2 separate regions of the Mus musculus genome follow, and region 1 is linked to region 2. The links are chromatin loops, found by intact Hi-C in ENCODE. Cell type or tissue: gastrocnemius. All regions are shown on one strand.

Evidence for each region. Peaks named below come from ENCODE experiments on the same cell type or tissue, not always from the same donor. Only the 100,000 strongest peaks of a DNase experiment are listed, where the experiment ranks them.
Region 1: it touches region 2 in a loop (11-fold over the local background); 35 of 42 quality-filtered maps call a loop at or near these places.

The regions. Positions count from the first base shown.
Region 1 is chr14:20,799,135-20,807,134 of GRCm38, reverse strand. No RefSeq gene overlaps it. Among named protein-coding and RNA genes, the nearest start is that of Gm30108, 8.9 kb to the right of the region's middle. In gastrocnemius, a CTCF peak has its summit at 3,391 (motif pointing left); DNase peaks (open chromatin) are centred at 478, 1,622 and 3,398; H3K4me3 peaks cover 484 bases; H3K27ac peaks cover 4,663 bases.
Region 2 is chr14:20,868,745-20,876,744 of GRCm38, reverse strand. No RefSeq gene overlaps it. Among named protein-coding and RNA genes, the nearest start is that of Gm30212, 16 kb to the left of the region's middle. In gastrocnemius, a CTCF peak has its summit at 3,217 (motif pointing right); DNase peaks (open chromatin) are centred at 3,233 and 5,030; H3K4me3 peaks cover 915 bases; H3K27ac peaks cover 4,528 bases.

The sequences.
Region 1 (8,000 bases), 70 kb after region 2:
ATGTGTACCATGCGCACCATGTGCACCATATGTACCATGTATATCATGTGTACCATGTATATCATGTGCACCATATGTATCATGTGTACCATGTGCACCATGTGTACCGGGGGTAATTTTTGGGTGAGAATGTCCTGAGGATAAGACTCACGCTGCCTGGAAATGCCTGCTGGAATAAGGGGACTGAGAGCAGAACTCAAAGTGAAGTCATCTGCCACCAGAATGGTGGTTCCTTCCTATAGCCCCAGCTGCAGACTTTTTTCTATCAATCTAGCCACAGCAGACACCATTCCTCCCTAAGTAAGTCATACGAAGTCCCTTGGGAAATCTCAGGCACAATGACCCACAGGGAGGCACCCAAATAGCTACATGCCAAACTGGTTCTGTAGCCACCGTGACATGCCAGGACCAGCTGGCTGCTGGGTCCTCAGAATTACACTTTCCTGGTACGCGTGCCAGCGCTTCCAACAAGGCCACGGCAGCAGCTCCCCATGCTCTTAGCAAGGCTAACTTGGCCTCTTGGCACAAAGAGGGGGCCCAAGGGAGCAAGGGGACCAGGCTGGTAGAAGGGACAGTAATCTCCCTTCAGTGGTGCTTTTAGCCAAACAGCTTTCTAGGTAGTCATCCAGTTCGCCACCCATAGTGCTGACAGGAGATATTGTCATCCTAGAACTGCAAAAGGCAAGGCAGACAAGACCCTGAGGGTGCAGGGCTGCACCTGCCTGGGGTGCCCAGACAGGCCTATGGGTGACAGGCAGGCCTATGGGTAACAGGCCACGCACTCTGCCCAAGCCCGCAGTGTTTGCAGAGCGTGCGCTATTTAGGTTCCTTTGTCATCACTGCAGGCACACTGGCTGCCGGAGTCTGACTAAAGAGAAAGAACCAGTTTAGCAAAGCTGGAGTTGGGGATAGCAGCTCGGAGCGGCCCTTGGGCATGGCAGCACCAAGAAGCTGCCTTGGCCAAGGCTTCTGAACCCAGGACTGAACTGGGATTTCAACACTTGCTTCAGAGCATCTTGAAAAAGAAAAAAAAAAAAAAAATCAAAGAGGACTCCATGGTTCAGGGTTCAGAGGCTACAATCCCTGTGTCAGGGTCAATCATGTCAATAACGATACCTTATTGGAAATGTGCTTTATAACGACACAGGGTGCTTTTGTAGACATTATCTCATGGGATCCTTGCTGCAGCCCTATGAGGCAGGCAGTTATTGTTCATCCATCTGAAAAATGAAGAATCTTAGTCTCATCAGAGTAAGTGACTTGCCCAAGGTTACAGTCTTTTAAAAGTGGTACGAACAGGCCTGAATCACTGAGTGGCCTAGAGCAGTGCCATCTTTGCAGGAAAATGGGAACTTAGAGAATAGGGCCAGGCTCTTGCTGTCTGCTGGTGACCTCAAGCAATATGGAGTTTCATGAGACTTTGTTCTTAAGAGTGGACCCAACAAAGAGCTTGTCGGTGGTCTGGTCTGGCAGGACAGGGCTCTCACAGTGTGCCTTGCCTCTTCTCGTGGCTGATGGATAGGAAGGGTTTTTCTGTTCCCCTCCATGCCTTTCCCCCTCTGAGTCAGCTCTCTGGTATTGCCCTGGCATGTCCCGGGCCCCACGCCCAGGCAGTGAGGAGACGCTGGCAGATTTCCCAGGGAATGATGCTGTCTTAACTCAAGCCAAATCTTAATTATGACCCCCTTCCCAGAGGCAGCCCAACAATAGCTACTTTGGGAGTTAGGACCTGTGGGCACTGGGTTGGTTTCCACCTACCCCTTGGACTTCCCACTACAGATGTCCCTGGATGCAGGCATGCCTTTACCATACAGCTGCACTCTAGAGGGGATGCAGAGACCCAATCCATTTTATAGACTTTGGCTGAGCCACGCTTCTACCTCAGGTCTTTGCTTGGGCTTCTGGTCACATCCAAATAGCTAGTGAGAGAGTTGCTTTTGGACAGAAAGAGAGGACAGAGAGCCAAGACTCCAGCCCGAAGCTGCCTCAGCTGTTTCTGGAGCTCTGACTCAGAGGTACTTCTCAGGAATGTTGAGCACGTGGTCCTCAGAGTCCCTTGTCCATGCTCAGAAGAGTGACCACTAAGCAGGGGGAGATTTTTACCCTCCTTTACCTCCTTGAGAATACCCGTTTCAGAGAAACCACGGCAGGTTAAGTTCATCTTGGAAGGTTCATCTTGGAAGACTCCGCAAGGAAGGAAGGAAAAAGAAAGGGTGGGAGGGAGGGAGGGAGGGAGGGAGGGAGGGAGGGAGGAAGGAAGGAAGGAAGGAAAGAAAGAAGGAAGGAAGTACCTTTCAGCCCCCAGACATCTGTCCTTATCAGTAACTGTAGCAATCGGCTTTTGAGTTCGTGTTCACCTCATCTCCCCAGCTCTGCCCTGATTTCCTTGACCTCCGGCTTCTGGGTGAAAGAGCATGCATGCCTCAGAGTTCCATAGGTTGACAGATAATCTGAGAGAAGGAGCAAGAAAGGCCGGAGGGAGCAGAGGTTAGGAGCATATCTCTGTGGTAGGATGCTTGCCTTGCATGTATGTGGCCCTGGGCTCAAACACCAGTACTGCAGTACAAAATAATAATGAATAAAAAATAAAGAGAAAAAAAGTAAAGAAACCAGTCAGACTGGACTACACCCCAACATCTCGAAAATGTCCTTCCTTTCCAAGAAAATCACCCAACCCATTTGAAGAAAAGAGAACAGGGAAGCTACACGGAGACGGCCTGGTGCCTCTCATCTCCGATGTTCATTACAATCCCTCCGACTGCAGGGAGACCTGGGAATCCTTTTACCTCCAGAACTGCAGATACTCGACACTGATTTTTCCAACTGTGGGCAAATACTTTTCTTTGCCTCTGGATTTTATTTTGTTTCTCTAAAGCCTTATGTCCCATAAAATAATCCACAGTGAAATGAGACCCAGTGAGAAGCAACTGTGGAATAGAAATCACGTCAGCAGCTTATCTCACGATGTGGTAATTAGAGGGTTGCATGCGTTCCGGGTTAGAGCCTGTGAGCTGCGACAGGGGTTGGGGGACGGGGGGGGGGGGTGCAGAGAGAGTTTGGATTGGTCACAAGCTAGTCTCAGAGTCTAGCACACTGCATGGCACAGTGTATGTGTCGGTAGATCCATGATAGAGATTTGGTACTTTTTTGCTTGACGGAGGGGAGACTAGAAGTTGCCAGTACACTCTGGCTGCTATTGGCAACTTTGGTTCTGTACCCCATTCCAGATTCAAGAATCTGAGCGGAAGAAATCAAAGCTGGAGACATCCATAGAGGATCTCTGGGTCATGGAACCTAGGAGAAAGTGGCTTTGTAAATGACTCCTCTTAAGTGGAGGTCAGCTGAGTGTGAAGTCTGCAGGCCTGCTGGCTCTCTAAAATCGGGCATAAAGCGTCCCCTAGTGGACAACAGAGTCACTGCGCTTTCATAAAGGAGCCTCGCTTCCTCACTGTGGAGGGAGGCAGGATCTCTGTGTTCTCTGTTCTTAGATGGGGGGCGGGGGCGGGGAGATCAGTCAAATCATACCACCAGCAAGATAAGCAGACCCTATCGGAATAATAGGTCATCCATTCAACAAATCAATTATTCAAAACCTTGCATCATGTACAGTACACTGTGCTCTGTTGAAAGCTATCAGGAGTGAGGGAGTCTTGCCCTTAAGGAACCTATGATCACAGTGAGAAAGCTAAAAAAAAAAAAAAAAAAAAAAAAAAAAGTTTTTTTTTTTTTTCTTTTCAGTTTTTGTTTATTTGTTTGAGATGGTGACTTGCCAAGTAGCTCATGTTGGTCTGGAACTCCCAGCAATCCTCCTGCCTTGGTCTTCCAAGTGCTGTGATTAAAAGTAGAGCTACCACGTTTGGCCTCAAAATAAAATGAACTATAAGAGTTTTTGAGTAAGCTTACAAGACACACATAGTAGATCACTTTTGCATTCTTAGCACTTGAGAAGCTAAAGCAGGAAGGAAGGTCATGAGTTTAAGATCTATCCCAGGTGTGTACCAACACCCTCTCAACAACTCTAAAATGAGCCCCTTATCAGCTGCCAACTATTTCAAAGGCTGAGTTTAGAAAAGCCCAGAGTGCTTTCTGTGCTTCAGGGTGTGGGATTTTTGTTTGTTTTCATTTTTGTCTGGTTGGTTTTGGTTTTTCAAGACAGGACCTCTGTAGCACAGGCTGGATTCAGTCCTGTGATTGCTCTGTAGCCAAGGCCAGTCTCAAACACCCTCCTGCTTCGGTCCCCTCAAAATGGGGATGATAAAATTCAATTTCTCAAGTTGCTATAAAGACTAGGGTAATATTTGAGAAATAAGTAAATATATACACACAGAAAACAACTCCATATTGAAAACTGTCCAAAAAAAAAAAAAAACAAAAAAACAAATAAGAAGCCGCCACTGTGGGTCAGCGAGATGGCTCAGTGGGTAAAGTGCTTGCTGTTTGACTCTAAGGATCTGAGTTCAGTCCCTGGACCCATGTGAAAGGTGAAGCAGAGAAGCAACCCCACAGACGTTGTCTTGTGACCCCCAGGGACACACCATGGGCACACACATGCCCTCCACATACTAACAATACATACAATTTCAAATACTTCCTTGAAAATATAATTGATGGGGTATGATGGCTCACATCTGTAATCCTAACTCTAAAGGGCTTAAACAAGAGAACTGCCTCAAAGCCAAGTCCAGTCTGAAGTGAAATCCTGTCTCAGACGAACAGAAAAATAAACAAACAAAAAATAAATAAATAAAAATAAAAAAAGGAAAAGAAAGAAAAGAAAAGGAAGAGAAAGGAAGGGAATTAAAAACATATAGCAACATTTTAAATTAAGAAACTTTATTAGCCAGGCATGTTGGCACACACCTTTAATCCCAGCACTTGGGAGGCAGAGGCAGGCAGATTTCTGAGTTCGAGGTCAGCCTGGTCTACAGAGTGAGTTCCAGGACAGCCAGGGCTACACAGAGAAACCCTGTCTCGAAACACCCACACACACACACACACACACACACACACACACACACACAAAGAAACTTTATTAATTAGTTAATTTATATTATTAATATAAATTATTAATATATATTATTATTAATTAGTTATTTTATGTGTATGGGTGTTTTACCTGCATGCATAGTTGTGTACCATGTTTGCGTATGCGCGTGCATGTGCGTGCGTGTGTGTGTGTGTGTGTGTGTGTGTGTGTGTGCCTGATGCCTGAAGAGGCTGCTGGATCCCTTGGATCTTCAGTTACATACAGCTGAGAGCCAACACAAGGATGCTGTGAATTAAACCCAGGTCCCCTGGAAGAGCAACCAGTGCTCTCCACCACGGAGCCATCTCTCCAGCCCCATAAAGAAAAAACTACATATAAGAGACTAAAATAGATGATAAGGAGATGAATAAAAATATGAGAATTAAAGTAGGGTTATCTGGCTATTGTGGGCTCATAGGCAAGGGAGAAAGGCAGGGTCCAAGTTTCTGGACTCTAAGGAAGGTCCTGAGGCACCAAGGTCCCAGGCCTGAGTTACCATAGTGCCCATCAGACATTTACACTTGAATGTCCTGTATCCGTTCAAATTCAACAAGCTCTAAATCCAAATTAATCAATCCATGATGATGATAGCTAAGGTCTGGTAGTACAAGACTATGGTCCTAACTACTCAAGAGGCTACAGCAGAAGGCTCTCTAGTTCAAGAATTCCCTGGGCTACTGAGTGTGTTTAAGGCTAGCCAGGGCAACTTAGTGAGACCTAACTCAAAAGCAAAACAAAACAAAAACCTAAGTAGAGTTATACACAGGGGATCTGAGTTCAGCCTGACTACCCAGTTTCCCAAGCATTTTCAAGTCCTTGGTGTTTATTTCAGCACCCGATCTACACTGTCCTTTCTACTGGCAATATTCCCTCTACTTCGGCTCTAACAACTAACATACTTCTCCTTCCATTTCTTCCTACTTCGAGTGTTTCTGTTTATCCAAATTACTTGCTATTAAAAGCCCCAAAGTGCTCAGCTTTTATATATAGTCTAGGCATTTATTGAGTTCTTGCTACACCCCAGGTACTAGAGTTAAACAGAAACAGATACTGACCTCCTGAGTCCTAGAGGCATAGAAGCAATTGTAAAGTTGTACTTGGGACAAGTGCTTTGAAGCAGTGATGGTTGGTGCTTTGGGGGGTGTCACTACAGAAATGTGATCCCATCAAAGGGTCAGAGCCCTGGTTGCTACTCAGAGAAAGCGGTGCTGGAAGAGAGAACTGAAGGACAAGCATAGGACGTGGTGTAGGTAGAACCATCTAAAGACAGGCATTTTTTCAAAGCCCCAGAGGTTGCTGTGACAACTATTTTCTTATACCCAATTTGTTATTTTCTTCTTGCTTCTGGTAAGTACATCTTCTTGGAGAGTCTATTTCTGAGCCACCTTTCTGTCTTCTATGTCAGTTAGGATTAAAGCTTTACAAAAGCAGGGAGACAACTATCAGTGGACTTGAGGGGACACTGTCCATCCATTCTCCGGGAGTATTGCCCTCAGAGACTCTGAAGCACTGCAGTGTTAGCCTGTACCTATATCTAACACTCACTCTCCTTTGTGTTGACCAAGTAACAGCAGAATGTCCAGCTTCGGGCAGAGACTTATGTCTGTCCTTGGTGGAGGAATCTTCTCACCTTGTGCTGGAGTTGCAGGTTTCATCATGGTGGGTGAGAGTGGAAGCAGTCTTCCTTGTGGGCTCCCTGGGAGCTTCAGAGTGTTAGACCCTGAAGGAACTCGAGGTTGGTTGTAAAAGGGCAGTGCAGTTTAACTAGGGCCTGTAGGTGCTTTCCCACCTCTCTCTCTCTCTTGCCACTCTACACCAGAGTCTCCTTTCTACCCCTCAAGTATACTGACAGTTTTTTTGGGTTTTTTTTAAAAGAATTACTTATTTGTTGCTATCTTCAGACACACCAGGAAGGGGCATCAGATCCCATTACAGACAGTTGTGAGCCACCATGTGGTTGCTGGGAATTGAACTCAGGACCTCTGAAAGAGCAGCCAGTGCTCTTAACTGCTGAGCTAGCTCTCCAGCCCATACTGACAGTTTTTAATAATAGTTTTTATTTGTGTGTGTGTGTGTGTGTGTGTGTGTGTGTGATGTGCAATGTGTGCTTGCAGTGCCCTCGGAGGCCAGAGCACACTGAACTCCTTGGAACTAGAGTTAAAGGCAGTTGTGAGATACCATGTGGGTACCTGAACCAAACGCCATAAGTTCATTTTACTTTCTCAGCAGTAGAAGTGAGTCTGAAATTACTTTTCTTGGTTCATTGCCTTCCTATAGAAATGTAAACTCCACAAAGGCAGGGATTTTGCTGGATTCTTCCTTCCTATGTTCCAAGTGAGAAGAGCAGAGCAAAGTGTTCAGTCAAATGGATGGATGGATGGATGTGTGAATGGATGGATGGATGGATGGATAGATAGATGGATGGATGGATGAATGGATGGATAGATGAATGTGTGGATGTGTGGGTGGATGGATGGATGTGTGGATGGATGAATGGATGGATGTGAATGGATGGATGGATGTGAATGGATGGATGGATGGATGTGTAGATGGATGGATGGATGGATAGATGTGTGGATGGGTGGGTGGGTGGATGATGGATGGATGGATGAATGAATGTGTGGATGTGTGGGTGGGTGGATAGATTTGACCTCTGAGTAAAGTCTGGACACAGTGCCTTTGAAGCTAAGGTCACATTGACTTTAAGGTTTCAATTTACATCCCATGAAATCATCCCTATGGCCTTTCATTGTGTAGCCCTGGCTGTCCTGGAGCTAGTTCTAACTCTGTAGACCAGGCTGTCCTGAAACACAGAGATCTGCCTGCCTCTGCCTCCCAAATGCTGGGGTTGAAAGTGTGTGCCACCACTGCGTGACGTTTTGTTTTTCACACACTCTTCCTGTTGACTGGCTTTCAGTTGGCCTTTATCTTGACTGTTTCTCCAGGAGCTGTTGCCTTTGGGCAACCTATTTTA
Region 2 (8,000 bases):
CTTGCCACACTCGGTGGATTACCTGTCACGTCTTACTTTGCTGTGACCCTATCGGTACAAAGTGATAATAACTTGTTTTCATTATTATTGTCGTTGCTTTGTGCTGGGAATTAAGCCCTTGGACTCACATACAGTAATCATGTATTCTTCTATTGTGTAAGACCTCATAACTTAATTTACATTGCTTAAAGTGCTCTAAGATTGAGCATCCATTGAAGTGGAAATTTCTGGTTTCTTTAACAACTCAGTTGTGGCATGTGATGTTCTTCAGGAAGCTGTCTTGTGAGAGGGCATGCACGCGCCACAACTGAGTTATTAAAGAAACCAGAGATCTCCATTTCAGTCCATCTTTCCATGTTTGTCAGCTACTCTCATCACTTAAGTTTTTAATCCTTTCTTTTCTGCTTGAGGTAGAGTCTCTTGTACCCTAGGGTGGACTCGGTTTACTGGTAGATGAAGATGATCTTGGCTTTCTAATCCTTTTGCCTCGACTTCCCCATTCTGGGATTACAGAGGCGTGGGAGTCAGACTCAGGGCTTCCCGAACACTAGGCAAGCACTCTGTTAACTGAGCTCCATCTCTCGTCCCGTTGTCAGCCGTTTGGATTTCTAATTTTAATTTACTACTATATTTGTTGCTCAATTTTAATCAGATTTCTGGTCCTTTTCTTCAATGTGCAGGAATTCGTTGAACATTCAAGATATTAATCCTAAGATAATGCAAGGTATACTATAATATATTGCATATAATAATATATTAATTCTAAGAAAATATAATAAGATAAGATATTGCAAATATCTTATCCCAAATGCACGTCATGTGATTGTTACAAAACTCCAGAGAGTAAGTGTATGTGGTGGCACACACCTTAGTCCCAGGACTCAGGAATCAGAGGTAGGTGATCTATGTGAGTTCAAGACCATCCTGGTCTACAAAGCAAGTTCCTGGACAGACAGAGCAACACAGAGAAACCCTGTCTCAAAAAAACAAACAAAAACAAAAACAAAAACAAAAACCATCCAGAGAGGGGTACTTCGTGGGAGGAGTGGTGCTCATGGTGTGGCACAGATATCTGATGGGATTTTTGGAGATGCTGCAAAGATTTTTTTTTAAGATTTATTTATTTACTATATATAAGTACACTGTAGCTGTCTTCAGACACACCAGAAGAAGGCGCCAGATCTCATTACAGATGGTTGTGAGCCACCATGTGGTTGCTGGGATTTGAACTCAGGACCTCTGGAAAAGCAGTCAGTGTTCTTAACCGCTGAGCCATCTCTCCAGCCCAAGATTTATTTTTTTTAAAGATGTGTGGTTTTGTCCTATAATGAATTAAGCTATATATTTGATTTAAGTCCTCTTCTGCATATTGGGAGATAGTTCAGTCATTGGCATGCCTGTTGTACAAGCAGGAGGACCTGCTCTCCAGTTAGACAAAAGACCAGGCCTAGTGATGAGCATTTGGAATCCCAATGCTGAGTAGACAGAGACAGGAAGATCCTGGAAACTCACTGGGTAGCCAGTCTACCTCAGTCAGGAAGTCTCAGGCTCCAATGGGAGACTGTCTCAGAGGTGATGCTGAGGAGTGATACTGAAGTTGGACTGTGGCCTCTGCACACACCTTCACATACCTTCACACACCTGCACACACACACACACACACACACACACACACACACACACACACACACATACACCAGTATTCAGGATCTATAGCATGTATTAACCAATTCACCCTATATTGATAGAATGCTTGCCCAGAATTCATTCGGTCTTAAGTTTGTTCCCTAGTGCCTCAGGAACAATTTTCTACTACTTATCTGATAATGAGTCCGAATTTATTTTTCAAATAAATCCACTTTGTTCATCAGTCAAAGCGGACCTAATTCTTAGACATACACTGCTTCCTAAAGATACTTTTGTTTGCTTATTTATTTATTTGTTTGTTCGTTTGTTTATTTATTTATTGCCGCTCTGCCTTTTCTCTTTCTTATCCATCAATAAAGTGGCCACACTCCTATTGGATCCAAAACCAAGCAAGGGCTTGTGGCATCAATCCTCTAGGGATAATTTAGGCACATGGGCAGAGGAAGGTATGCTTTCAGGAGCTTTGCAATTTGTTTCATGGACCTTAGAGGTTAGTTCTGCCACCATTGCTGACAGGCTCAGAGCAACACTAAGGAAGAAGGAATGAAAGAAGGGAGGGAGGGAAGGAGAGAGGGAGGGAGGAAGGGAGGCAGAGTAGGCAAACAAGACTAGCAAGTTGGTATCCACGTTATTCCCAAACTGGGTAACCTTAAGGTCCCAGAGCTTCACACACTAGTGCTCTTTGACTGTATAAAACTAAACCGTGTTTAGGACTCTGCAAGCTCTAGACTAGAAAAAGAACTGCTTGTTGCGCAGTTTAGAGCTTCCATTTTCAATAATGAAAGGAATTGTAATGTTGGAGGAGGTTGGGGTGAAGGGCAAAGCAAGCTGTGCCAGTACAAACTGTTTTGCTTGTAATGACTAAAACTTCTGCCTTGGTGATATCAGCCTTCAAAGACCTATCTCTTTCCCCAATAACTTGATACCAGCTTCGGTCAAAGCACCCGCCACAGCAGCTGCACTAAGCCACGGGCTCCCTGTGTTATTTTTATCTCAGAAGCTCACTGGGACTCACTTGCTCACCAATATGTTGAGGAGAAGGACTGGGAGGCCTAAATCCTATTGTGTACCCCACAGAGATAACCCCCACATTCGCAGTGAAGACGTACTTTTACTAAACGGCTAAGACCCCTGCACCCTCCAAACAATGTTGTTTATTTACTAAAAGGCAAGAGAGCTCAGCCTTGGCCAGGTGGCCTCAGCAAGAATTCCTCCTCCCCTCCTCCTGAGAATTCACAACCCATCTCACTGCACGGAGGAGGATGGCTGTTCTGCTCCTGGATGCCAGGTACTTCACAGTCATCAGAAGGAGTCAGGAAGCAGAAGGGAAAGAAATGAATCTTGAATTTCTAACAGTAAAGCATTTCTCTCAATAGTCTGGACCCTCATTGCCGATCTCAGAACAACTTCCTAAACCCCAAGCGTGGCATACATAGCTTTGAATTAAATAGGTCCCTTCTCCAAGTCTCTTTCCACCCAGGGTCCCATCACAGTGCCCAAAAGCCATTCCACGAAGTTTCTCCTTTTCCAGCCAGCAGCGTGAGCACTTTCCTATCCACTGTCATATTTCACCCAGGAGAGGGCGCCAGCGTGACGTAGATGAAGCCAGCGTTGGGAGAAACTGAAAAACAGGGCCCAGCAGCAGGCAGAACATACCAAACTTTAGGTGATCTTGACCCAAGTGTCCAGCTAGGCCAGACACTCTGGTCTCCTCCTTGAAGCTCCCCTTACCCTTATCAGAGAAGAAAACAAGGCCAGACTAATTGTATTACATTAATCTATATTAATATAATTTATACTATAATTTAAATAAAGTATATATTATACAATGTGTAATTTATAATATATAGTATTGTAGTATTTAGTATATAGTACACATCACATACACACACACACACACACATATATATATATATACACACACACACATATATATATATACACACACATATATATACACACACACATATATATCTTAATATTTAAGGCTCAGGATACATTTGTTAAGTACCAAAAAAGATTACTAAAATTAGGTGAGCGAAGATGACTGGGGGATCGTCTTTCCACCATACCTGATGGCCTGAGATTGATCTCCAGAGATCCACACAGTAGAGAGAACTGAGTCTTGCGAATTGTCCTGTAACCTCTATGCATGTACCTATACAACCTCTCCCCCACATAAATAAATAAATGCAAAAATATTAAAGTTGTAGTATATTTTAATTGTTATGACTTAGCAAATTAAAGTTGTAACACAAACACATACTACACCTACATAGTTACATGTATATTTGAGTGTCTCTCCACATATGTTGTTTTATAACATAGTAGGGCAACTTATATAAGTTGTATGAAAATATTATAAAATTGTAGCACAATATAGTGCTGATAATGGGGCCAGGGTTAGGATGTGTAGTATCTTCTGTTGACCCCTCTGAGTACAGCTTAGTGGAGCTCTGTGATCCAGGCTCGACCTCACACATATATGGTCTAATTATCCTCTATTTAAAGGCCAATTGTCAAATGGCCCTACTAATGAATTTCTCATTCTTCACTACCATATCTTATGGCCTAGGCCACTATGACACGGTATATCAACTGTGCAATGAGGGAGAGGAAAGAAGAGGATTCGAAATTACCTGTCATCGTAAGAAAATAACTCTGTTTTGTTGGCTTGGGTTGGATTTTGCTTCTTAAGACTCTTCCTATATTGTACAGGTTGGTCTCAAACTCTTAGACCTCAGTGACTCTCTCACCCCAGTCTCCAGAGTAGCTGGGACTAAAGGCATCCATTATGACAGACTTGGAAAATCATCTTAGCTGCTTAAAAGAACAGATTGAGAGCTGGAGAGATGGCTCAGCAATTACTAGTTCTTGCTATTCTTCCAGAGGACCCTACTTCAGGTCCCAGCAGCTCACAACCTCCTGCTGTAACTCCATCTCCAGAGGCTCCCGCATTGACGTGCACATATCCCCAAATACACACACACACACATACACACACACACACACACACACACAATAACAATAAAAACAGGCGGTGGTGCCTCATGTCTTTAATAGCAGCACTTGGGAGGCAGAGGAAGGTAGATCTCTGAGTTCTACAGAGTGAGTTCCAGGACAGCCACAGGTACACAGAAAAACCCTGTCTTGAAAAGCCCAAAATAAATAACTAATAAATAATAACAATAACAATATTTTTTCTTTAAGCATCAGGACACACAGAGAGAGGACACCCTGACCTGGGGCTGCTCTCTGTACAAACCTCCATCACAGAGGTATCTCCTCTCACAGAGGTATCTCCTCTTAGGCTCCAGAGTTTTCCCTGTGTTTGTATTGTTTTTGTTAAATCAGGAAGTCTTCTTGGAAATCCTCCAGGGAGACACTGGCCTCAAGCCTGCATTCCACCCACCCTACCTCAGTTCTGGGCCAAAACAACAGGAAGTTATCTTCCCAGGAACCCAAGGTCTTGCCCTTAGGATGAGCATCAGCCCTGGTCCTGTCTCCTCTGAAGAGCAATAACTTCTTAGAGTAGAAAACAACAGTAAGATAGAAAGAGAGGGGCATTTTTCTTGGTTGTTTGTTTTTTAAATACGGTCTCAACTACATAGTTGTGGATGACCTGGAACTCAGAGATCCAACTCCCTCTACCTCCCAAGGGCTGGTATTAGAGGACATGCCACCCTGGCCCAGCCAAGTTTGTAGTTTTTAAAGGGCATCTGAAAAACTAAAGGAGTACAAAAAGGAAATCAGCCATAAAGGGCAGGAGATGGGCCAGTGGCTAAGAGCACTTGCTGTTACTGCAGAAGACCTGGGTTTCTTTGCCATCATCCACGTGGTAACTCAAAACCATCTCTAACTTTAGTTTCAGGCAGTCTAATACCCTCTTCTGAATTCCATGAACACTAGGCACACACATATTGCACATACATATAGGCGCTAAACACCCATACCTATAAAATAAGTAAATCTACATTTTTAAAACATTTGTAAGAAAACAACAATAACATATTTATTTCCAAAACATTGTTATTTATGTCCTTCCTTTTCACCTAGTGCCTGCCTGCCATAACTCCCCAGCCAGATATACAGGCTCCATTTAACAATCTTAGGTACTCAGCTTCTCCCTACTTCTTCAGCCACCAGGATATTCACCTCATCTAATCAACACAGGAGAGGGCAAAGGGTAGTGTTTGACTGTGTAGATGCAGATATACTCAAAGGTCTGTGAAATTTGGGCTAGACATAACTCCATGGTAGATCACTTGTCTAGCATGCATAAGACCCTGGATTCTATCCCTGGTACCCCAAGAGAATAAAACAAAAGAGGCCCATTAGTCTTTCTAGATGTTTAGGGAAAAACACCCAGTGCAAGTTCACCATCATATCCAGTGTCACGCTCCAGAAAGGCCTAAAAATTAAAATAATTATAATGCAGAATAAAGTTGATATCTTCTGTCCGGTGTATTCAGATAAATATCCATGTATTTGCTGTAGAAGAATGTGTTTGATCACGGGGCCTTACCTCGCTCTGCAGAACACTATGGAATAAATAGTGCATTCTCATTATTACCATATTAAGATCTGGAAAAGCCTTAAATTCCAAATATATCTGGCCACAGGGACTTTTAGTACTAAGTTGTGAATTCTGGACATTTAACCTGTCCACAGCACACTTAAAGAATCTGAGCAGTTTTGTCATAGTCAAGAAATCAACCTCACACAACATCCCCCGGAGTACCTGGCACAAATCCCTTTGTTCCATGTGCTATTTGTTAATATATAACAGAAGCCCTGGGTAGGGTTTGTTGTATGTGAGCAGGAATCTAAGCAAAACAACTTGAGAGAGAGCATGCTTCCTTGGCCTCAGAGTTTCCAGCTCATCACAGGAGCATCGTAGGGCACAAAGACTCACTTCACGATAATCAGAAGCAGCATACAGAGAGCTTCCTTGTCACCCCTTCTATTCCATTTATGTCTCCAATGTATAGGATGGTGGCACCCATATGCAGAGCAGGTCTTCCCTGTTTAGTGAATCCTCTGGAAACACCTTCACGACTTTCCTTATTTCCTAGTAGTTTTTTAATCCAATAAAATTGACGATCAAAACTGACCACCACAAGTCCACTCATTGTCAGCTTCACATGTAAACATGTCTCCCTAAACCATAGTATTATCCCTTCTGCCCCCTCCCCAAAATTTACCCTTTATCTGACAAAAAAAAATGTATTTAGTCTCTTTTTAAGATTCCCACATAGGGCTGGGCAGTGGTGGCACACGCCTTTAATCCCAGCACTTGGGAGGCAGAGGCAGGCGGATTTCTGAGTTCAAGGCCAGCCTGGTCTACAGAGTGAGTTCCAGGACAGCCAGGGCTACACAGAGAAACCCTGTCTCGGAAAAAAAAAAAAAAAAAAAAAAAAAAAAAAAAAAAAAAAAAACAACAAAAGAAAGAAAAGAAAAAGAAAAAAGAAAAAGAAAAAGAAAAAAGATTTCCACATAGTCTCAACAGTTCCAACATTGCTCAAAGTTCCAGCCCAGATCTTCTCTGAGACTCAGGGCACACTCTTAGCTGTGAGCTTACATAAAACATAAAGTACCCCACTCCCATGGCACTGTGGCACAGAGTAAGCATCGCTGCCTCACAAAGGAAGGATGGGAGCAGAGAAAAGAAGGACGGGGTGAAAATAAGGATGAAGCAGGGCAAGCACTACATGCCGCAGCTCCAGAGCCTGGGTGAGGTGTTTTGCGTTCATCAGGACTTGGACAACCCTACCCACCCCTCTGGTCTTGGTTGCAACCCACACAGCTTCTCTCTTGATCCGTCTCTTCTCTCTGCTTGCAGCTTAAAACCAGGGTGGATGCCTGGATGATCCTGTGACTCTTCCATTCTTTGTATCTTTGTACATGTGGGTGATAGGTCTCTTGATATCTTGATTGCCTGGATGGTTGAACATGAGGGAGATTTCTCTAGATAGTCTTTTGAAGGAGAATTCTCCAGAGTTTGTTCTCAAAAAAAGCAAAGCTTTTCAAATAAGTTAAAAACCCTTTACAGCCTTGGGCTGAGAGTATAGCTCACTTGATAGAATACCTATCTAGCCATCAGGAAACCCTGGATATGATCTTTAGGACTGCCACGAAGCAAGGTGTGGCATGTATATGAAGTACATATACATGCAATCCCAGCACTTGGAAGGCAGCAGCGAAAAGACCAGAAGCGTAGGGGCAACTTGAGTATAGAGTGAGTTCAAGGCCAACTTGGGCTACACAAGATGTACCCTTGAACCAGGAATGGGTGAAGTCTAGCCAATTCCAGAAATACCTGGGGCTTCCTTCCTGTTGTCCCAATGCAAAGC